Linked DNA regions of Homo sapiens: all the other regions are linked to region 7. A link is a contact called in ENCODE Hi-C or POLR2A ChIA-PET data. All regions are on one chromosome and are shown on one strand. The core of a region is the stretch at or near the end of the contact, and the rest is flanking DNA. Distances in the headings are between cores, read along the strand shown.

The links. A loop is a pair of places that touch in the nucleus more often than their neighbours do. ChIA-PET counts read pairs that join two places held with the same protein, here RNA polymerase II (POLR2A). Pooled maps may share reads with other maps.
Region 1: a loop to region 7 is called in a pooled map, with 22 times the contacts of the local background. The contact joins the promoter of KMT2A here to the promoter of HSPA8 in region 7. A Hi-C loop is called at or near these places in 2 of 37 single-sample maps with no recorded cell type and 7 of 50 pooled maps.
Region 2: a loop to region 7 is called in a pooled map, with 15 times the contacts of the local background. The contact joins the promoter of CDON here to the promoter of HSPA8 in region 7. A Hi-C loop is called at or near these places in 1 of 168 maps with a recorded cell type or tissue (naive thymus-derived CD4-positive, alpha-beta T cell), 3 of 37 single-sample maps with no recorded cell type and 12 of 50 pooled maps.
Region 3: a map with no recorded cell type shows a loop between it and region 7 (9-fold over the local background). The contact joins the promoter of TIRAP-AS1 here to the promoter of HSPA8 in region 7. A Hi-C loop is called at or near these places in 4 of 37 single-sample maps with no recorded cell type and 5 of 50 pooled maps.
Region 4: a loop to region 7 is called in a map of OCI-LY7, with 8 times the contacts of the local background. The contact joins the promoter of RPUSD4 here to the promoter of HSPA8 in region 7. A Hi-C loop is called at or near these places in 1 of 168 maps with a recorded cell type or tissue (OCI-LY7), 2 of 37 single-sample maps with no recorded cell type and 10 of 50 pooled maps.
Region 5: a map with no recorded cell type shows a loop between it and region 7 (14-fold over the local background). The contact joins the promoter of BCL9L here to the promoter of HSPA8 in region 7. A Hi-C loop is called at or near these places in 1 of 37 single-sample maps with no recorded cell type and 9 of 50 pooled maps. POLR2A ChIA-PET finds 5 or more read pairs at or near these places in 1 of 52 experiments (H1).
Region 6: a map with no recorded cell type shows a loop between it and region 7 (30-fold over the local background). The contact joins the promoter of ARCN1 here to the promoter of HSPA8 in region 7. A Hi-C loop is called at or near these places in 1 of 37 single-sample maps with no recorded cell type and 5 of 50 pooled maps. POLR2A ChIA-PET finds 5 or more read pairs at or near these places in 1 of 52 experiments (naive thymus-derived CD4-positive, alpha-beta T cell).

What each region holds. Positions count from the first base shown.
Region 1 is chr11:118,435,152-118,438,253 of GRCh38, forward strand. KMT2A (lysine methyltransferase 2A) reads left to right here and starts at 1,341. Exons shown (of 36, transcript NM_001197104.2): 1 at 1,341-1,793. The coding sequence starts at 1,362. RefSeq lists enhancers at 313-1,310, 510-649, 1,311-2,309, 2,310-3,102 and a silencer at 960-1,439.
Region 2 is chr11:126,061,527-126,064,677 of GRCh38, forward strand. CDON (cell adhesion associated, oncogene regulated) reads right to left here and starts at 1,340. Exons shown (of 20, transcript NM_001378964.1): 1 at 1,053-1,340. RefSeq lists silencers at 1,098-1,767, 1,838-1,927.
Region 3 is chr11:126,302,620-126,305,683 of GRCh38, forward strand. TIRAP-AS1 (TIRAP antisense RNA 1) reads right to left here and starts at 1,703. Exons shown (of 2, transcript NR_187388.1): 1 at 1,569-1,703. DCPS (decapping enzyme, scavenger) reads left to right here and starts at 1,441. Exons shown (of 6, transcript NM_014026.6): 1 at 1,441-1,662. The coding sequence starts at 1,462. RefSeq lists a silencer at 1,399-1,528.
Region 4 is chr11:126,210,248-126,213,197 of GRCh38, forward strand. RPUSD4 (RNA pseudouridine synthase D4) reads right to left here and starts at 1,403. Exons shown (of 7, transcript NM_032795.3): 1 at 1,203-1,403; 2 at 643-808. The coding sequence starts at 1,391. FAM118B (family with sequence similarity 118 member B) reads left to right here and starts at 1,535. Exons shown (of 9, transcript NM_024556.4): 1 at 1,535-1,583. RefSeq lists an enhancer at 1,188-1,417.
Region 5 is chr11:118,924,522-118,927,719 of GRCh38, forward strand. BCL9L (BCL9 like) reads right to left here and starts at 1,405. Exons shown (of 10, transcript NM_001378213.1): 1 at 717-1,405. RefSeq lists enhancers at 122-191, 563-1,064 and silencers at 1,260-1,309, 1,510-1,649, 2,470-2,529.
Region 6 is chr11:118,570,929-118,574,111 of GRCh38, forward strand. ARCN1 (archain 1 coat protein complex I subunit delta) reads left to right here and starts at 1,481. Exons shown (of 10, transcript NM_001655.5): 1 at 1,481-1,622. The coding sequence starts at 1,620. It also overlaps a transcript of IFT46 not described here. RefSeq lists enhancers at 1,143-1,272, 1,783-1,862.
Region 7 is chr11:123,060,687-123,063,696 of GRCh38, forward strand. It overlaps HSPA8 (heat shock protein family A (Hsp70) member 8), which reads right to left and starts at 1,450. Exons shown (of 9, transcript NM_006597.6): 1 at 1,378-1,450; 2 at 434-643; 3 at 1-112. The coding sequence starts at 638. It overlaps LOC124902775 (a long non-coding RNA gene), which reads left to right and starts at 1,976. Exons shown (of 2, transcript XR_007062927.1): 1 at 1,976-2,845. RefSeq lists enhancers at 1,199-1,368, 1,929-2,198 and a silencer at 1,519-1,908.

The DNA of each region.
Region 1 (3,102 bases), core at 91-2,590, 4.6 Mb before region 7:
CGGGGCCTGCAGGCTGTGTATCGATCCCCCAGCCTCAGCCAACGCAAGTTCTCCCGACACAAACCCCTCCCTACCCTCTCGGCTTTCCCAGCCTTGCAGGCGTCTAACGCTATGCTCGAGGCGCCCTCCCCTCTTTCCCGCAATAAAGTAAACCCGGTGGATATTCATTCCCCTCCCTAACTCGCCTCCTTCTTTCCCCCTCCCCCCTCAGCTTACTAACCCCGCGCACAGAGCTCGCCGCCGGCGGGCCCCTTCCACCCAGTGTATCATAATGCCCAACGCTCTCCTCCTCCCCCTCTCTTAATCAGAAACGTGCTCGCGAGCCCCCCTCCCTCTGCGTGCATACATTAGGGTCTGCTTTGCATGCAGCGGCAGGCAGAGACCGGAGGAAGAAGGGGCGGGGGCGCTTTTGCCCGCCTCTTCCCTCCAGGCCCCGTTAGCCACCCAGCTTCAGCTTCGTTGTAACACCGCGTCGTTAGCGGAGCACGCCGTGGCCTCAGTGCCCGGGCTGGAGAAACACAACCCAACTCCCTGCAGAAGGGCACGAAAGCCAGACGAGTGCACAGTAGAGCGAGGAGGTGGCAGGAGACCTGCCACTCGGTGTGTGCTTTTTGGAAAGAGCTCCAGCATGAAAATGGGAGGGGCTCCTTTTTTATTTTTTAAAGTGCGTTCATTGAGGGCCTTTCTGTTTTGCATATAGTAAACTGGGCAGCGCTTCTGTTTTGCATGTAGTACAATAAGGGCTCTTTTATTCTAGAAGCGTTCAATTCGGGCTAACCCATCTTGTATCCGTGCCCTGGGGCGGAGGAGAAGGCTCACTGCTCCCCGACCCAGCCGCCGCGTTATACTGGAAGCTGCTCTCCCGGGCTGTTCGATTCCCAGCGCGTCCCGGGAACGTGTGTAATCGGCCTCTCGGCGCTCAAGGCTGCAGGCGGCCCGGCTCCCTACGCCTCCATCCTCCGCGTAGTCCTCGCCCCCTCCCCCTCTCTCCGGAACCCGCGCTCTGCTCCGGGCTCCCGGGCTTCCTTCCCCCCTCCTTTTCCCGAGCAATGCCTCTCCCGGAGGGCGGGGCATGCAGTTATCCAGGTTGCGGGGCCGGCGGGCGGGCAGGAGGCGGCGGCCCGGGCCTCGGGATGGAGTTGCAGCGCCCAGGCGTCAGAGGCGGAGGCCCGAGGCCGCTATACAGATTGCGGGGCTGGCGGGCGCGGCCCGGCGCTCTGCATAGCGGCCGGCAGGGTGCAGGCGGCCGGGCGGCGCAGAGCTGGTTAGGCAGGTTCCGGGGCCCCGTGCCCCCCCCTCCGCCTCCCCGCCCCCCTGTGTTGTCGCCTCTCCCTCTCGCTGCTTCACTTCACGGGGCGAACATGGCGCACAGCTGTCGGTGGCGCTTCCCCGCCCGACCCGGGACCACCGGGGGCGGCGGCGGCGGGGGGCGCCGGGGCCTAGGGGGCGCCCCGCGGCAACGCGTCCCGGCCCTGCTGCTTCCCCCCGGGCCCCCGGTCGGCGGTGGCGGCCCCGGGGCGCCCCCCTCCCCCCCGGCTGTGGCGGCCGCGGCGGCGGCGGCGGGAAGCAGCGGGGCTGGGGTTCCAGGGGGAGCGGCCGCCGCCTCAGCAGCCTCCTCGTCGTCCGCCTCGTCTTCGTCTTCGTCATCGTCCTCAGCCTCTTCAGGGCCGGCCCTGCTCCGGGTGGGCCCGGGCTTCGACGCGGCGCTGCAGGTCTCGGCCGCCATCGGCACCAACCTGCGCCGGTTCCGGGCCGTGTTTGGGGAGAGCGGCGGGGGAGGCGGCAGCGGAGAGGTAAGGGGGCGAGGAACCCCCAGGTCCGGGGTCTCGACCCTCTGCGGAGCCCCCTCCCCTCCCCCATCCGGGATTGAGGAGCATCCCAATTCTGGGACCATCTCGGGGTCCCTGACCCGGGGCGAATGGCTCTCCCATCTTGGGACCCCCATGCAGGGCTGCAGACCCCCAGGCGCCCCCACCCCGGGGTTTGGGCCCATCTGGCTGAGGGCGTTTGCCCCCCGCTCTCCTCCCCCTGACCCTTCCCCAAATCCCTTGGCACAGACCCCCTCGCCGGGGTTTCCCATCCCGGGACTGAACCCCTCCTCCCTTTCACAGATTACCTCATCCGAGCAAGATTCCTCCCTCCCTCCCTCCTAGAGACCTGATCCCGCCACATCCCCGCCTCCCTCTCTGGGCAGATGTGTTACTCCTAGGGCAGTTTTCCTCTCGGGCGTCTCTCGGGTGATGGCCTCATCCAGGGCCACGTTCTCCTGGCCCTTGGGGATCGTGTCCCTTCCAGCACCTTGCTTTCGAAAACCCGATGAACCCTCGCGCCATCCCCGGGCCAGGTCCCTATACTGCCAGCCACTCCCCCTTCCTTCACCTCCACCCTCTACCCCCACCCCAAGCAGACCGATCCTCCCCCATCCCGCCCTACCCCACCGGGGAAAATCTCTCCTCTGCACCTTGCCTGGTCTCACCTCCTTTCCCTCTGAAGATAACGGTGATTCCTCATACAGCAGTCTCTTCCCCCCCCCGCCCCGTCTTACAGGGCTACAGTTTCTAGCCTATTGGTAGCCGGGAATTACTCTACCTTCACTCCACCCTTTCCCTCCTTTAGAATGAAGGATTAGTGGCATCTTGGAGGGGAAAATAGTCCACTGTCCCCTAGGCTTAGAGAAGAGCAGCTTTCCACCACTCCCCTTGGAGAGGAGGCAGGCTTTCCCTCCAGCTCTGGGGAAGGGGGCCCCTGTGAGGGGAGGTGTTTGTTGGGGGACTGAGGCAGCATCCTCCCAGGGGAAGCAGCTGCTCTCCTACCCCACCCACTGCGCCTGAGAGCACGCAGTCTCCAACCCGAGCTCCCTCCCGCCCTTCTCTTCTCGTCATTTCATTATTGATCCACCTTTTCCTAGGCCAATCCTGGGGCTTGGAAGGGGTGGGGGAAGCCAGGTTGGGGTGAGGAGAGTAGATAAGGGACAGTTATACTTTAGTGTGGTGGCGGTGGTTGCTTTGGGATGGGAGAAAAAGGATTATCAAGCAAAGTTATTCCTTAGAAAGGACTTGGGGTTGTCTCTGATTCTTGTAAGGGGACCCAAGGTGGATGAAG
Region 2 (3,151 bases), core at 90-2,589, 3.0 Mb after region 7:
CCCCACCTTCCTCTCCTTGGAGACACTGTCCACTAGGTATGCCAAGTGTCAGTTGGGAATTTGAGGGTTATGTTATCAGCGCCGAAAGGAATCAGAATTCACTGACTTGGCGTCTTTCATCTTTACTGGCATAGGCCTGAAAATAAATCTCATGTGAGCTTTTAGTCCAACCTCCTGTTTTTCAAGGTGTCTGGTTTGGGACACAAAGGCTGACTTTCTGTTGATGAGGTTCTCTAAATTCTGGATTCCCACTGGAAAGCAGTCTGCCCTTAAAGCACCTGCCACCCTCTGTCGTCCTGATGAGGAAGGGCAGGCATTCTGGAAACAGCTCCTTTTGGAGAGCCTTCCACCTGATTTGGTGGGGTTAGGGAGAACAATGAAGGGAAGGGCAAGAGAGTCTATCTATCCCCCTCAGTGATTTATTGCTGAAATTCCTAGATGTGGAGAGAAAGCAACAAAGGTCTGGAAGCTGCCGACTGAAATAAATAGCGAGCTGTAATGTATTTAGCAAATGATAATGCAATCCACAGAAAGCTTTACAGAGGAGAAGGAAAAATACACTCCCTGGGGCTGGGAAGTCAGTGAGTCTTGTGAAGGCAGAGAAAGATACATTGTGCAGGAAATTTCTCTTGCTTCTCCCTACACATAAATCACTGTCTCTCGCGGGCGCTCTGCAGGGATGGAGATTGAGAGAGGCCAGGGACCCGGCTCCCTTGGGAAAACGCGCGGGCGCCCTAGCTCCCCGCTCTGCGGCATCTCACCTGCCCCCGAGGACCATCGTCAAGAAGAGGTTTCGTCGTGTCACTGACACCTCACCCCGCCTCCTCCCGCGAGGTGCCTCCGAGCCCCCGAGGACGCGGAACGCCGGGGCTCCCCGCCGGGCAAGCATCAGCATCCAGACCCCGCACGCAGCCCTGCACCCCCACGCCCTCCAGGGAACGCCGGCCCGCCCGTCCCCGGGACCTCCCGTCCCCTAAGCCAAGGCCCCCCAAGCCCAGTGCCCGCGCGCCACCCCTCCCTCCGACCCTGCGGCGGGACCCCCACCCCCGCACCTCTCCGCGGGGCTGGCTAAGCCTCCAGACCTCCTGCGCTGCAGCCGGCTCGGAAAGCCACCCCCAGGTCATCCCCCCGCGCGCGCGCGGCGGCGGCTACGGTGGCGGCGGCTGCGATCCGAACGGGCCCCTCCATGCACCGCGCAGGGCAGAGGAGGGAGCGGCGCCTCGCACGCCGGGGCTGGGGCGCTGGGCAGGGCGGGCGGGCGTGGGGTCCCGGGTCTCCTCGCACCTAGCCGCGCGAGCCGGGCTCCCGGGCTCAGGGGAGGGGAGCTGAGGGGCGGAGTCACCGGGGCGCGCCCCCGCGGCTGCGCTCCTCCCCGCCGGGGAGCGCGGGCACGTAACTCGGAGGGTGCTGGGCCGGCCCGGAGCACGCGAGCAGCGGGAGGAGGGACCGGGGAATGACTGACGGAGGCGGGCCGTAGAGGCCGCTGTGCCCCGCCGGCCCGCACCCGGCCGGAGTGTGCGCGCGCAGCCTGCCAGATCAGCGGCGGGGGCACGGGCCGTACCAAGTGACGGAGGGGGGCACGCTCTGGGCAGGACCCTCTCCTCGTCATTGACCTGCCTACTCTGCAAGAGAGATACCCCAGGGGAGCATAGAAGAGGCTTTTCTTGGGTGTAGGACAGGTAAGGGTGAGTTGCCTTACCAAGTCACGGAGATTCCCATCATGCCTGCACTCACGCTCCCCTCACCTTTCATTCCCTTGGAGAGACGGCTCTTCTGGCAGGTCTCCAAATGGTCGACTCTGTCCCCCGAGGCCCCGCCCTAGCCTCGTTCGGGCCCCGCCCTAGCCTCGTTCGGGCCCCGCCCTAGCCTCGTTCAGGCCCCGCCCCTCGCCCCGCCCCGCCCCTCGCCTCTACCTAAGTTCTCTGAGCCGCCAACGGGTGCATCCCTTCTCCCGGTTCTTGCCTGGTCTCTCTTAGGGTTCCAGCGGCCCACCGCTTATACCTCCTTCGCCTTTCCACCACTTTCCATGTTTAATTCCTTAGGCAGCTTCATCTGATTCCCCCACCACCACCCACCCGCCCTGCCTGCACATAAACGCAAGCAGGTAGCAAAACTCAGGGGCTAGGAGAGGCGTGGTGTGAGCCTTTGGCCCCAGAGTCTTTCCAACTCGTCCGTTGGACCTGCCCCAAGTTATCTGAACTCAATGAACTTCAGTTGTTCAAACAGAAAAAGGAAAAATAAATTTCTATTCAAAATGTTGCTGTGAAGCGTAAATACGATACTTTGTGAAAAGCACCTGCCACTCAGTGGGCATTCAAGGACTGTAACTTCTTTATAAATTGTTATTATTAGCAGTTAGCTCTTTTTTTTCCCCATCATCATTACTTACTATTAGCTTAACTACAAAAGGATCCCTAATAATAGTTAAGTTTATAAATACTCAGTACTGAACTTCAGGAGAAATATGCCAGTCCTCCCTTACCTTCTTACGTGAATTTTAAAAAGAAATGCTTTGAAAGTGTGGTATTGTTCAAGCAGGTTAGCTTTCTGCATTAGCTAGATTCAGGGTTTTTGTAAAGCCCCTGGAAAGAAAGTCAGTACAGGACGGAAAAAAAAAACACAATTTTTTTTCTTAAGACGGAGTCTCACTCTGTCGCCCAGGCTGGGGTGCTCTTGTTGCCCAGGCTGGAGTGCAATGGTGCGATCTTGGCTCACTGCAACCTCCGCCTCCCGAGTGCAAGCGATTCTCCTGCCTCAGCCTCCCAAGTAGCTGGGATTACAGCACGTGCCACCACACCCGGCTAATTTTTGTATTTTCAGTAGAAACGGGGTTTTGCCATGTTGGCCAGGTTGGTCTTGAACTCCTGACCTCAGATGATTCTCCCGCCTTGGCCTCCCAAAGTGCTGGGATTACAGGCGTGAGCCACCACACCCAGCCAGAAAAAAACTCTTAACTCTAGTTTGTCCTCCACTGTTCTATTGTTCACTTTTGGAGACCAAGAATCTATATGTTATTAACAAGCTATGGTAAACGATTTTTCATTCGGCAAGTAAGTCTTTCTATAGAGGATTTAACTGAAATGAGAGTTTTGTGTGGATGTTAATAGAAGTCTTGCAAATTTATTGTGGCTACAGAGAATTCCAGGTTCTT
Region 3 (3,064 bases), core at 453-2,952, 3.2 Mb after region 7:
CCCAAAGTGCTGGGATTACAGGCATGAGCCACCGCGCCTGGCCTAAAGTAGTCTTTTATCCAACTCCTAATCTATATTTCTGGTAGAAGTAATCCAAAAATCAAACTAACACATGGTACACTTTGTTATTGACCAAAAACTGACTGTAAATTGCATCTTGTTGCTAACGTTGAGAATGGCAAAAACTGTCCCACACCCATGAGATCTGTCTGAAAACCTAAACTCAAATCACTGGCAAAATAAATGTGTGGCTGACTGAAGCGATGTAAGTACCAACTCTTTTTTTTTTTCTTTGAGACGTAGTCTCGCTCTGTCGCCAGGGTGGAGTGCAGTGGTGCGATCTCGGCTCACTACAATACTCCGCCCGCGTTCAAGCGATTTTCCTGCCTCAGCCTCCCGAGTAGCTGGGACTACAGGCGCGGGCCACCACGCCCGGGTAATTTTTGTATTTTTAGTAGAGACGGGGTTTCACCATGTTGGCCAGGATGGTCTCGGTATCTTAACCTCGTGATCCGTCCACCTCGACCTCTCGAAGTGCTGGAATTACAGGCGTGAGCCACCGCGCCTGTCCGTAAGTACCAACTCTTCACAAAATTTAGATCTGTTAAATAACACCAGTGAAAAACGGGCTAACCAGAAACAATGGTCACCAAAGAAACCCTCAACAGCAGAAGTTACAAGTAATAATTTTATATGGCAAAAAAAAAAAAAAAAAAAAAAAAAAAGAGAAACGAAACCCTGGGAGACGAATCATACTGCAAATCATATCCCTGGGTAGCAGGGCAGAAATACAGGTAAACAAAATAGAGAGGAGGGGGATGCCTCTAGCCCGGAAATAAGTGGGTGGTGGAGATGGTTCTTCTGGCCATATTCGTTTACCTTTTTTGTCAGCAGAAAAGTACTGAGTCTACAAAGTAAAAAACTGACCACGATGAAAATTTCTGCAAAGTAATTAAAATGGGAGAAAAATGGAAATGGCTTAAATACTCGGTATAAAAAATCGACCAAGGAATCAAATGGGCTCACGGATTTGCGTCAGAAACGTTGCTTCCCCGATAATTGGTCAACGTCGGTGTAACTATGATTAAAATGTCAGTATTCAAACAAGGGCTCCAACACTACCGTGGCCCAAGGGCGTCTTCGGCTCCCACCCCGGGGCGTGGGCCTGGGGGTCCCTCTTCACTGCGCAGCCACCTCTAGCCCGCCGCTTTCGGGACTCTCAGCCTTCTTTTCCCTTCCCTGAGGGCCGGCCGGCACCACAACGGGGCCAAAGGCAGTAACTCGGTTGAAAGGCGCGCCCTGGGACAGGTCAGCGGGCTCCGCCATGCGCGGCACGCATCCCGCAGGAGCGGGTGCCAGAGCAGGGTAGGCCGGGAGTTAGCAGCCCAGCCAGGCCGCTGGACTCGGGCTAGGGGCGGGGCCAGCGCAGGGGGCGCAGGCGCACACCGCCTCCGCGGCAGCATGGCGGACGCAGCTCCTCAACTAGGCAAGAGGAAGCGCGAATTGGACGTGGAGGAGGCCCACGCCGCCAGCACAGAGGAAAAGGAGGCAGGAGTTGGAAATGGTACCTGTGCTCCTGTCCGCTTACCGTTCTCCGGCTTCAGACTGCAGAAGGTGCTGAGGGAGTCTGCGCGGGACAAAATCATTTTCCTACACGGGAAGGTACCAGGAGGCAACCCTGAGGTGGGATGCGGGAAGCAGTGAACCAATCATCGCCTCGGAGGCAGATTTTTTTTTTTCGGATCTCGGCTGGAAAATACCAATCATTATCACTCCGGGGAGGCGGGAGTGCGCCACTAGAATGCATAGAGGGGCGGTGAAAGGCGGCAAGATTGCCTTTGAAATTAAGGCAATGAACACATCTAGCTCTAATTTTTCTAATGTCTCCACTAGAAATATCTACTGGGAGAGTGCATTGCAGATTAAAGATCACATGTTACATTCCCCAAGCCATTCATCATCCATTTATGTATACAGGGACTAGGAACCCAGTCAATGTTAGATGTCTCGCTCATCCCTGTCCGTGGAAACGACATGAGACTGTAGGAGATGTGATCTCTGCCTTACGCGACTTCAGCCGTAACAGGAGAACAATATATTATAATTGTTAATTCAGTTCTACGCACGCACTTTCATGCATGCCAGACACTAAACTAGGTACTGGGGATGTGGAGACGAAAGTTACCATCCCTGATCTTCAGGACTACGGAATATTTCTGGCGAGACAGATACACACAGCTTGCTCCAATACCAACGTGCTCAGCAATCTGGCAGGGGCTGAGGAGAGATGGAGACCATTCCAGGAACTAGTGAGGAGGCCTAGCCAGAGCAGATATGGGGGTTCCCCAGAAACTAGTGAGGAGGCCTAGCCAGGGCAGATAAGGGGGTTCCCTAGAACTACTAGCAGGAACTCTCACCTTTGGGAGGATCAGGGAACCTTGGCCTAGGCTTCCATGCCTCTGTGTGTATCTGGTTTTTAAATTTTTATTTATTTATTTATTTATTTTTGAGACGGAGTCTCTCCTCTCTGTCACCCAGGCTAGAGTGCAGTGATGTGATCTCGGCTCACTGCAACCTCTGCCTCCCGAGTTCAAGCTATTCTACCTGCCTCAGCCTGCCCAATAGCTGGGATTACAGGCCCCCGCCACCATGCCCAGCTAATTTTTGTATTTTTAGTAGAGATGGGGGTTTCACCATGTTGGCCAGGCTGGTCTCGAACTCCTGACCTCAGGTGATCCGCCTGCCTCTGCCTCCCAAAGTGCTGGGATTACAGGCGTGAGCCACCGCACCCGCCTTTTTTTTTTTTTTTTTTTTTTTTGAGATGGAGTTTCACTCTTCTTGTCCAGGCTGGAGTGCAATGGCACTATCTTGGCTCACTGCAACCTCCACTTTCTGGATTCAAGTGATTCTCCTGCCTCAGCCTCCCAAGTAGCTGGGATTACAGGCATCTGCCACCATGCCCAGCTAATTTTCGTATTTTTAGTAGAGACAGGGTTTCACCATGTTGGCCAGGCTGGTCTTGAACTCCTGACCTCAGGTGATCCACCCACCTCTGCCTCCCAAA
Region 4 (2,950 bases), core at 153-2,652, 3.1 Mb after region 7:
AAAGAGAGAAAAAAATTATACAAACACTTGGTGATGTGATTTAATTCCTTGTCTTTGTGAACAACTATCTCCGTATCTCCCCAAAAAGCATTACCTTCTTCTAGCTAAAATGGGCCTTTTCCCTCTTTCACAAATGCATTTTTTAAATCAATCTTTCCTGATTCACTTCAGCTGTCCCTGACAACTACATGCAACATCTGTTGAAAGACATTTGAAGGTCCACTAAATTCCAGTCACTCTGGGGTTGTATGTTACATATACTCCAACATACATACACACACACACACACACACACACACACACCCCCTTTTTTCTTATGTATCATTTTCTCATTCCCAGTTCTGATGGAAGATAACCTTTAGTCTAGAACCACACAGCCTTTGTATATCTCTACAGCGATCCCTGTAGTCTGCACACAGCGTATTCTACGAATTGCTTACTGTCAGATGTTTAGAAAGGGAGGACTGTCTTATTTATTTATTTCTGTGTTCTCGGTGGTTCCTTATATTGGACGGTAGTTTACAAAAGTTTAATTAATTTGAATGCAAGGCTTTAGAGTGCACCACAAGTAACGTCTCAGTTTTCCTCGGTTGTAGCAGAAAGCAGCTGCAGGTTCCTCCACCTTTCCCGCGTGGTCCTTACCATGCACAGGGAGACCGTAGGGCTTATTGATGACCACAAGGTTCTTGTCCTGGTGGAGAATTCCTCGGGTCAGTGCCTTAGCAAGCACGTTGGGGTGGACTCGCTGCAGCTGCCGTGTGAACCGCACTATTTCTTGCACTCTCCGCTGAACAGCGTTTGTGGACACCTAGGGAGAAAGAAGGAGCCGTGGGGAATGCCTGGTGCGGAAGCCGTGGAGAAGACCTTCCATAAAGGTCTGGGTGAGAATCTGAGTAGGGAATGACTATCTTTGCATCAGACCCGCGCCGCCTTCGACTAATTTGAGAGCAGAGATACCCATCTGTCTAACCTGCGTACCGACGCAGTGGTTAGGACTGAGCCTGACAGTAGCCAAAGATCCAGCTCACGGGAAAACACCGTACCCTTACTGACCCCTCCCCTCCGCCTTCTCCCCATTCTCCCACCTTGCGTCCGGGCTATTGACTCACACGCTTTCACTCAGAGGACCCTCCTACCTACTCCCCGTCTGGGAAACCAATGAGCGCACTGCCTCTAGGGAGTTCTGGTCCCTTTGGACTCACCGGCTCCTTCTTTGTGTCTTGTTCCCGTTTCTGGGCTCGGAGCTTCTCCGCTAATCTCTGGGCATTTATGGCCGTAGAGGCAGCGGCAGCGGCACAAAATGGCTTTGAGACGAGAGTGAAGAGACTCCCGCAACCTTGGCCGTTTCCCCGGATCCAGGGGCCCGACGCGCTCCACCTGGGCGCCGCCATCTTACAAGGAAGGGCGGGGCGAGCCAAGACCACGTGGAGAAGGGCGACTACAATGAGGCGGGAGTGGGTGGGCCCTGCAGGTCACGTGGTGCGGGGTGGGGCCTGGGCGAGTCACGTGGGGACGGTGCGCGCTCAGTGCGGCTGCGCCGGCCGGTAGCTGCAGCTGGAGCAGTGGCGTTTGGAGGAGACTCGGTGAGTGTGTAGGGAAGCCGGGCTGGGGCTGGGAAATGCCGGTGCCTCAACGGTTTAACGTTTTCTGCGTCCCCGGGATTTCCGTTCAAGAAGAGCACTGGTCTGAGAAACGTTTCTCCTTTTGGTACACGATCCCACTCAAAAACTCCTCCCCGCCCCCGCGCCCCCTTAGGAGCGATGTCCCATAAACGCTCGCCCCAGAGCCCTCCTAGGCACCGACGCCGTCCCTCTTAGCCACTGAATCTCCGGTGATCCGCCAGTCCCCTGCGGGACGCGTCGGGGACCCTCTTGATCGGATGCCCGGATCTCTGTAGTCTCTCCACCCTTCATCTTCCAACTCCCAGCCTCTTTGTTTCGCGTTGTAACCTGTACCCTTCTCCTAAGGATGACGGCCCCTTCCCTTATCCAGGGCCCCCAGCACCTATTTCCTACTTAGGAAGCACTGTGAGTGTTTTTTCTGCCCTTCCTCAAGAATTCATTTCTTGGGGGTCTCCTCCCTACCTTCCCTACTCCTCCTAAAGAAAAAGCTGAAAGAACGGAGCACAGACCTTCACTTTTCCTGTTTCCTTTATTTTTCCTCTCCATAGTTTGCAACCACACCATACCTCCTCTCACGAGATGCGATGTTGGGATTCCCTTGCCCGAACTGCAGGCGACTCCCTCTGATTTCACTCAGGGGTGGCTGGGAAGATAAACATCTGTTTGGGATGGTAGTGTTAAAAATAACTTGGGATATACCTGCCATTTGTTAAGAGGAAAGCTTATGCTGAGTTCAGAAAGAATGTCCTGAAAACTAATGGATCTGTGACGATAGAAGGAACAATTTTTTAAGACTGCTTGGAATGAAGGCTGCCTGAGGAGTTATTAGAGAATAGGTAGTTGAATTAGATTTGGGTTCTACACCTCCTAAAGGGTTTGGCAGAAGGGAGCCGTACCAACAAGAAACAAAGTTGATCAGGTGGAGCTACTCATAGAAGACTCAAGTTGAAGAGTTTGAACTAGAGGTGATACGTAGTGAGGAGTCTTTGAAGCTTTTCGAGTAGGGCAGAGAGACTCCTTGAAAGTGGAATTCTGGAAATGAATCTGGCAGTTGAATGCAGGACAGATGGGGAAGGAAAGGGTTTGATAGTGGGGAAGGAAAGGGTTTGATAGTAGGAAAACTAGTTACAATCTAGGTGGTCAGTGATGAGGTCTGGTCTTTTCCCCCTACACTGTAACTCCTTTGAGTTTGAATTAATTGAGTTATGCAGGTCAAGGCGTACTCTTGGCAGCTGCTGTTGATCTGTGAGTCCCTGGAAGAATTTTTTTTTTTAATCCACTCACCTGGCACATAGTAAACTCGATATCTGTTAGATGGCTGAAGTGCA
Region 5 (3,198 bases), core at 155-2,654, 4.1 Mb before region 7:
CTCTGTCTCTTCTGAAACCAAATTCCAGCAGCCCTGGAATAGGACCTACCCCAGCGCAACAAGAAGCCTAAGCTCACTTCTCTTCCTACATTCTTCCCCGAGGGTTCCTTTGGATCAAGACAGGGGCCACCTCCCCTTAGCAGCGCAGGGACACTTCCAAGGAACTGTATGACTGCCCCACCCCCCAGCCAAGCCCACATCACTCAGAAGCCTTGGAAGAAGAGACTCCTCAGTCACAGCCCCCGCTACTCACAGGCAGTGCCTGGGAGAAAAGGGTGACCCCCAGCTCTCCCCAGTCCCAACCCACCTCCTTCTGGAGGCTCCTATCAGCCAGAGGAGGAGGGCTGGGGTGCTGAGACCCACGGGGTTGGTGAGCCTGGGAGGGGGACTACATCTCCCAGAAGCCCCCAGGGCAAGGTTCGCTGCTCCAGCTGGCCCAAGGCCGGCCTTGTTCTCTGCGCTAGGGTGGCAGGGTCCCCTGGCTGTCCCTAAGCCCTCCCCACGGTGTTCTGGAGCTGCCAACCTGATTGGGGGCTTAAGAGTAGCCTCCACTGACCCTGGGGGAGTCCCCCACACCTTAAACAGCCTGGGGGTACGTGCCAGAGAGCAAGAGACAATCAGACTGTGTTTCCCCTCCCCGATTCAAACTGGATCTCCCTCCTCGCGCCTCTGCTGGCCTGGCATGACTTTCGCCTTGCCCCCAGCCCACCCCTCACCTCACGCGGATTGGGGGGTCCTCACGCCAGGCCGGAGCTGGACGCCATGACCAGGTCAGGGTCGTTGTGTGGATGGGGGTCCTCCTGCTCGCCAGTTGGAGATGCAGAGGGGGCGGGCAGGCGGTGATCTTTTGATCCTGGACGCCTTGATCTCAATACCAGCCCGGCCCGGGAGAGGCTATCCGGGGATCGCTGGGTGCCTGGGTTCCTGCCTCCCAACCGCGGAGCATGGTCGCGGGCGCCGGGCAGTGGCGGGAGAGCGCGCACACCCGCCGGGGCCGGGGCGCGGGGCCGGGGTCTCGGCCCCGAACCTCAGGGCTCCGGCTCCTGCTCCTGCTCCTCCTTCCCTTGCTTGCTTGCTTGCTTCCTTCCTTCCTTCCTCGCCTCTCCTTTCCTTTCCCCAAAGCCCGCGGGAATGCCGGGCGCTGGGTGGGGAGGGGCTGTCTGGGCGCTTATTGTTGGTCGGACTCCGAGGGTCCGGGTCACAGCCCCCGGGCGGCGCGGCGCCGGGGGACCCAGGCGTGCGGGCGTCCGGCCGGCTGGCTCCGGGCGGCGGCGGTGGTGCAGCGGCCCCGGGTCCGGGGCATGTCCAGCCACTGGCTCCGCCGCGCGCCGCCGCCTCCCCGGGCTCCCCTGCGCTGCCGGAGCCTCGCTTGCCCCTCCACTCGGCTCCACTCCCCAGCCTGAATAAGCATCGGGGCTCTCTGGCTGCCTCCTTCTGCCTTCATACCAGAGCCCGGAGAGGCCCCTGTCAAAATAAGAGCTCCCCCATCTCGCTTGCCTCCTCGCCCAACCCGGCTCCCCCAGCCTCCCAGTGGTCTGACTCGGTAAGGCGCCCGGCCGGCTAGCGGGAGGCAGGTTGGCCCGGGGGCGGGGAGGGGGGTTTCTGCTCTCCTCCTCACTCCTGAGAACTGGGGAGGAGACGCGCCAACAACATCCCAGGCTAGGGAAAGGTTTGACAAACCTACCTTCCTATCTGCACTGATTGGAAGGAGTGGAAGTTGCCTGGACACACGCGCGCGCACACACACACACACACACAGCACTGGGTCCCCTCTTCGTTGTACCCACCCACATCCATAATGCACTGAGCATCTCTTTATTCATGTCTCTCCTAGTAGACCATGAGGTCCTTGAGGACACAGACTGAGTTTTTTCATCTCAATCCTCAGCAGCACAAAGTGCATGCTAAGAAAATGTTTGTGGAAGTGAAACCTTTGTCTTCTCAAAAGAACTCTCCTAACCTAACCTCAAAGTGCTTCTCTCTCTCTCTCTCTCTCTCACACACACACACACACACACACACACTCTCACCACCCTATAGGACGATCGAGGCAATGAAAAAGAAAATGTAAAGCCCTTTTTTTTTTTTGAGATGGAGTTTCGCTCTTGTTGCCCAGGCTGGAGTGCAAAGGCGCGGTCTCAGCTCACTGTAACCTCTGCCTTCTGGGTTAAAGCGATTCTCCTGCCTGAACCTCCCAAGTAGCTGGGATTGCAGGCACCTGCCACCATGCCCGGCTAATTTTGTATTTTTAGTAGAGACAGCGTTTCACCATGTCGGCCAGGCTGGTCTCGAACTACTGACCTCAGGTGATCAACCTGCCTTGGCCTCCCAAAGTGCTGGGATTACAGGCGTGAGCCACCGCGCCCGGCCCAAAGCGCTTTTTAAAAACATTTCACATGTTTCAATGCTCACCACAAACCTGCAAGAAAGAGGTTATGGTCCCATTACAGAGGTGAGGAAATTGAGGTTTGCATTACCTAAGGACTTACCCAGAGCTACCCAGCTAGAAAGTGGTAAGCCCAGGACTAGAATTTGGGTCTCCTTATCCCAGGGCACTTTCCCTGTTTCCTACTGTCCCCACCCACCCAGAATTAATAGCAAGTGACAAGCATTGACTGTGTCTGATAGGAAGAACACTAGCCAGCCTGCTTGTTCCTGCTGTTTCCTCGGCCCTCTCCCCTGCCCCTCCTCACAGATGGTCCCCAGATAGTTCTAGCCTCACTGACCTCCCTCTCTTCTGACCACCTATCCCATCATAGCATCTGAGTACTTCCTGATGTGTTGTATCTTGTCACACACACACACACACATATATATATACACACACACACCCCTATATATGTATAGGTGTATGCACACACACACATATATATATATGTCTGATTTCCCCCAAAAGATTCCTAAGGGCCTTGAGGGGTTGATGGTGCCAACAGCTGGGCACTGGACAAGGTTTAGGGAGGCACAGGTGGAAGGGGACAAAAACCTGAAAGAAGATAACATAGTAACCCCCCCCCATGTGTCCCATCACTGCTTACAAAGCATTTTCATGCACGTTGTCTCATGATGATGCTTTGATCCAATCACCAAAACTTTTCCAAGTGCCAGCCTGCTGTGCCAAGCACTGTCCTGGGTTAGGGGGTTGAATCACCACAGTCCTGAGAAGTCGATTTTATCCCCACTTAAAAGAAAAGAAAACCA
Region 6 (3,183 bases), core at 231-2,730, 4.5 Mb before region 7:
TCTAAGTCTCACAATTTGCACAGGCTGACCTTTAACCCCTGGTCTCAAGCCATCCTCCCAACTCAGCCTCCCAAGTAGCTGGGACTCTAGGATCATGCCACCATGCCTGGCTTAATTCCAGAATGTTTTAATTATTCCAGAAATAAATCTTACACTAATTAACTGTCACTCTCTATTCCTACCCTTCCTGAGCCCCTGGAAATCACTAAGCTAGTTTCTGTCTCTGTGGATTTTCTTCTATTCTGGATCTTTCGTATTAATGGAATCATATATGAGTGCCCCATTGTATCCGTCTTTTTTCACATAATATTCTCAAGGTTCATCCATATTGTAGCATGTCAGTACTTTATTCCTTTTTGTGACTAAATAATATTCCATTGCATATATATGCCACATCTATTGATGAATGGATTTGTTTGGATTGTCTCCACTTTTTGGCTACTATGAATAATGCTGCTATGAACATTAGAGTACACATTTTTGTGTTGACATATATTCAGTTCTCCTGGGTATGTACCTATGAGTGGAATTGCTCAGTCATGTGGTAATTTTGTTTAACTTTTTGAGGAACTGCCAAACTCTTTTCCAACGTGGCTGCACTATTTTACATTCATCCTCACCAACAATTATTATGATAGCCATCCTAGTGAGTGTGAAATGACGTCTCACCACGGGTCTGATTTCCATTTCCCTAAGGATATTCAACATTTCTTAATGTGCATATTAGCCATTTATATATCTTCTTTGGACACATATCTATTCAAATCTTTTGCTCATTTTAATTTTGTGTTTTCTACTCCCTCCATTTTGCAGATGAAGCCCATTTTTAGACAGGAATACTGTATTTGTCTTTTTATTGCTGAGTTATAAGAGTTCTTAGGCCAGGCGCGGTGGCTGACGCCTGTAATCCCAACATTGGGAGGCTGAGGCGGGCGGATCACTTGGGGTCAGAAGTTTGAGGCTAGCCTGGCCGACATGGTGAAACCCCGTCTCAACTAAAAATACAAAAAACAGCCGAGCGTGGTGTGGCGCGTGCCTGTAATCCCAGCTACTCCGGAGGCTGAGGCAGAAGAATCGCTTGAACCTGGGAAGTGGAGGTTGCAGTGAGCCGAGATCACGCCATTGCACTCCAGCCTGGGCGACAGAGTGAGACTCCATCTCAAAAAAAAAAAAAAAAAGTTCTTTATATATTCCGGATACTGGTCTTTTAGGCACACAGGTTATCCTGTATATTAAATAATAGTGGCTGTGCCAGCGGCTTGTTAAACTGTAAGATGTGACGCAAAATAAATGAAGGCGATGACAGTGAAAGGGGAGAGATACGAGGTTCCACAGCTGGAGGGTGAACGCCCCCTACACCTCCTGGGCTTAATCGTAACCGGAGCGGGGTACCCTCAATTTCCCCAGCCCACAGGCCCCGCCCCCCCCCCCGCCCTTTGACCTGCGCCGCTTCCGGTTGAAGACGTGGCTTGGGGCCGCCATCTTGGCAAGAGGCGAAGCGGCAGCGGTTCCTGTCAAGGGGGCAGCAGGTCCAGAGCTGCTGGTGCTCCCGTTCCCCAGACCCTACCCCTATCCCCAGTGGAGCCGGAGTGCGGGCGCGCCCCACCACCGCCCTCACCATGGTAAGATCCGAGCCAGGACCCGAACTCCTGGGGTCCGAGCCTCACCGTCTCTCCTTGTCGGCGGGCCTGGGGCAGGGGCCGGAGGAGCCCCGCCCTGAGGGTCTAGGGCAGAGTGCTTTTGCTCCGGGCTCGGGGAGCAGTGTGGCCTCCTGTGCCCGGTCTCCTGGAGATCCGATGGAGCTGACTCCAGTCCATCTGTCGTCGTGCCCGCTTCCGCACCACCCCCCAACCAGCTGGACTCCCTCGTTTGCTGGGACCTGCCCCTGAGACGGCCCGGCGTTTTTGCTCTGCGAGAACTTCGTGGTGGTGGTGCGGGTCCCAGGCTGCGGACCTCGGAACTGATGCTGTCCCGCCGGTTCCCTGGCGCTTAGGCTCAGCAGGCTGGGCCTGTCTCCGGAGGTTCTGGTCCTTCTGTTAATCAGAGCTTGTCTCCCACCCCCGGTGTTTGCTAGGCCGTTGATAACTCGAAATGCAAATCCACTGGTGTCCAGAAATTTTTCTTTTTGTTCAGAAGGGGGAAATGGAGACACAGAGCGGAAAGGAGTAACTTCTAACACTAATGTATAGGACCCAAGTGTCTCTGAAACCTTCCACTACTTCCGCAGAACTCACTTGTGTCCATTTGTTAGTGTGACTCGGGGTACATACACTGTGTAGACCACTGGGAAAATGTGAGCAGGTTCCAGAGAACACAGGGTTTGCCTTCAAGGAACTTATTGTCCAGGTGAAGAAAAATGTGTATGTGGCATGTCGTAGTCAGATGTCTCACAGGAGGTGGAGTAAGAGGGATGGGTTAGCCTCCGAGACCAGTTACTTGCCTTCCCATGCGTTATCTTTGTATACTCATCTGTTACAAGGATGAGAAAGGTTAATGTGGTTGAGGATGGAGGAAATCAGAACTGCTGACATCACTCAATCTTCCTTTATCGCTGTGATTTGTGGATATTCATGAAGTAGTAGACATTCTTTGGTTTCAAAAAAGCTAGTAATTTATTTTTCAGTGCACCTTATGTCCTTTAGTCTTTTGAAGGATGTTCTGTTCTGTTCTTTTTTATTCTTTTGTCAATAGATAACTTGATTTAAAACATCGTCCAGTGTACCTGAGAGATGGCAGAATGTAATTTGGTGGCAATCCTAATAAGTTCTATTGACAACCCTTTAGATAAGAACTTGGATAATGGGGGGAATTCATGCTTGGACTTTAGGCCACTGAACAGCTTTTCTCAGCCTCAGGTATATAAATTGCATCAAACAGGTTTGCCTCCTAAAATTTTTGTGTTGGACACAAAATTTCCAGAAACTTGTATTTTCAGTTTCTCCAGGAGGTTCTGTATTTGGTTAGTGATTTTGAAACTCAGTTCCCGTTTACACCCTGGAATTAATAATGCATTTTAGAGCATATTTTTATTTTAATAGTAAAGTTAAGGTCTTGTATTATATAAACCAGATAAAGGTAATCTTTCTAAAAATATTCTTTGTTAAAAGGTTCTTGGAACTTAGTATTTTTAATTCATTGATAACTGAGGGATGGTAAAGCCCTACGTGATATATATAAAATATA
Region 7 (3,010 bases), core at 200-2,699:
TCTACTTGGACCTTGGGCCTGCCAGCATCATTCACCACCATAAAGGGCCAATGTTTCATATCAGACTGGACAACAGCATCATCAAATCTGCGTCCAATCAGACGTTTGGCATCTGTAAAAGGTGTCAAATGAAAACACTTTCAATTTCATAGCTCTTCTGATAAAACTCAAGTCCATGATTACTCAAATACCTAACAGTTCATAGGTAGGTGAATTCAACTACCATATAGGTAGCAAAGGTTCAAACTTCAACCTCCTACGTTATCCAGATTTCAGCCTGAAAGGTTTCTACAACCTGTTTTATAACAGACTTGATAACAAGTCTCTCAGCTCAGTTTTTCTAAAATCAAAAAGTTCCCTCCTCACGTTTCATAAACTTTTGTGCTTCCTAGCCCTGTTATATTTGTTCTGTCATTTAAAATTAGGAACTCACCAAAAACTGTGTTGGTGGGGTTCATTGCAACTTGATTCTTTGCGGCATCACCGATCAACCGTTCAGTGTCCGTAAAGGCGACATAGCTTGGAGTGGTTCGGTTTCCCTGATCATTGGCAATTATCTCGACTTTTCCGTGCTGGAAAACACCCACACAAGAGTAGGTGGTGCCAAGATCAATACCAACTGCAGGTCCCTTGGACATGGTTGCTGAAAAAAAGAAAAATCTGGTTTAAAAATTCAATTAATCAAAATATTTCCCTCATCCCTTAACAGAACACTTAACCAGGAAAAACGTATGGCCACTGCCAAGAGGTAATAGTGCCCATCACCTCCTGTCTAAGCACGCGCGAGGTCCAGAACTAGTGCTGCAGTCCAGGTTGCCGTGCCAACCGCAGCAGAGCACGCCCTAGATGAAGGACCCATCTACCCAGACGGCGTGGGGCGTTGCTCAACACGTGGTCTTACCCCGAACTGAGCACTGTCTGTTCCCCTCCCTCGCCAGGTGCCAGTGCCCCCGGGAGTCAACGGGCTTTTAACTACTCCGGAATGTACCCCCATACTGGAAGCACGCCAAGAACAGCTCTGAAGAACCACGGTGGGACTGGACTAAGCAGGGAACTGGGTGAAAGAAAACGCTGGCTCCACTTCCCCGCGCGCCAGGCAAACCGATGCAGCAACCCTCCCCCGCCACGCGGCCGCCGGGCGTCTCCCAGCCTCCCCTGGGGCCACTGCGGCCCACTCCCTACATTTCCGTCCTGCCGGCTGCAACCAAATACCGCTGCCATCCCACCGAAAACTGAGGCCCTTTAAGCCGGTAGAAGGAGCCGCACACTCGCCTCGACGAGATTCTCAGAACCCCCAAGCCTCAGCAAGCCCAACAGGCCTGTGTGGAGGCTGCACGCTCCCAGACCCACAACCCAACTCTTGAGCAGAGGTTTTACCTGGGGTGTAGGCCTGGCTCCAATAACGAAGGAAGCCACAAAAAACCCAAGAGCTGCAGGCGAGTTCAATGAGACCGGTTTCCGCCCGCCACCCTGCCTCTTATACCCTATCTTAGAACCTTCCAGAAGGGGCCCGCCCCTGCTGCCTGCCATTACGGCTTCCCCGGCCAATAGACGCCCGGCTGCCCTTACAAGACCCAATCACAAGCCCGGCTCCACTCCTCGGGCCTCGCCCCCTTCCGCACCCACCCCACCGCGCTCCGCCTCACGATAACGCACTCACCGCAGCGTTCTGGAACTTTCAAGCTCGCCCCCGCTCTCCGGACGGCCCCGGGGAAAGGGAGGGTGGGGCGCAGCGAGTCCGCGCGCGGGAGTCCTCAGTTACCCCGGGCGGGGGAGGGGAGCGTCCACCTCTACGCATGCGCCCCCAGCTTCCGCGGGAGGGAGGGGGCGGAAAAAGGAGGAGGAAGAGGGGCGGGCAAACTTGGAACTAACCAATGATAGCGGCGCTAGCCGGGATCTTGGCCGGCACAGAACTGGGGGCGGAATCGCGCGGGGCCTGAAGGGAGGGGTTTGGGCGCGGGAGCCGGGCAGGAGAAGACGGAAGTGGAGCGAGGACAAAATGGCTGCGAAGGTTGTTGCTCCCCTCCCCCACCCACGTCCGAATCCTCCTTTCCATGCCCCACCTTCGTGTTCCAGACGGGCCTCTAAGTGCCCCGGGTTTCGCGAATCTGTATTTCATAGCGTGGCTTTGGACAAGGGCTGACCCCGAGGGGCTGGGGCGAAGGTTCCGGCTTCAGGGTGCCACTAGGGCTGCTCGCTCACGGCCCCCCAGGATTGGGATTGGAGGGAGCCGCCAGGCCGCCGCGGGGTGGGGCGGGTTAGCTCGGCAGGCCTCCCAGCACCTGCATTTCCCTACGGCAACTGTCGGGAGGCAGCCCCCGACGCAGAGGTTTAAGGGGCCCGGCTTTTCAGAACCGCCTCAGGACGCGGTCGTGTCTGGATCCCTCCGCGGAAAAGAAGGCGAAACCGCTTCTCTGAGCCCTGACCGTTAGGCCCCTTCCCACCTCCGTCTAGAACAGATTCGGCTTCTTGGCTCAGTCCTTCCCCAACTAGCCCAAGCCCTACATTTCCCCGTTGTTTATAAAATAAACAGGTTTAAATGGTGGCGAGTGTGTTCTTGGTTAGGTGAACCAGGCATTAGGAATCATAGGTTCCAGTAGCCGTGCGTCCTTGATTTAGACTTTCTGAACGTTTGTATTTTCAGTAACATGAGGTGATATCTTTCCTGGTTTGACTTTCATCAAAAATTAAACGACAGACCATACCGACGCTTTGAAAACGTGACTGAGCTGGTGCACAAAACAATGGTGCCTAGAATTTTGAATTGTGCAATGTTGTGCATGGCCGCGGATATGTGGGGCCTTGTGGTTCCAAGAGCCTGTCTCAGGTACCTTGAACACTCCCTGTATCCTTTCAAGCAGGCGAGGTAGCTGTTATTCCTATTTAGTAGATAAATAGGCACCGATGGGGGAAAAGATTTTTTAAGGCTACACCAAAAGAACTTTTAGTAGCAGGGCTGGAATTAGAAGGTCTCTAGACTGCGAAAAAGGCTGTCAGAAGAGCGAGGACA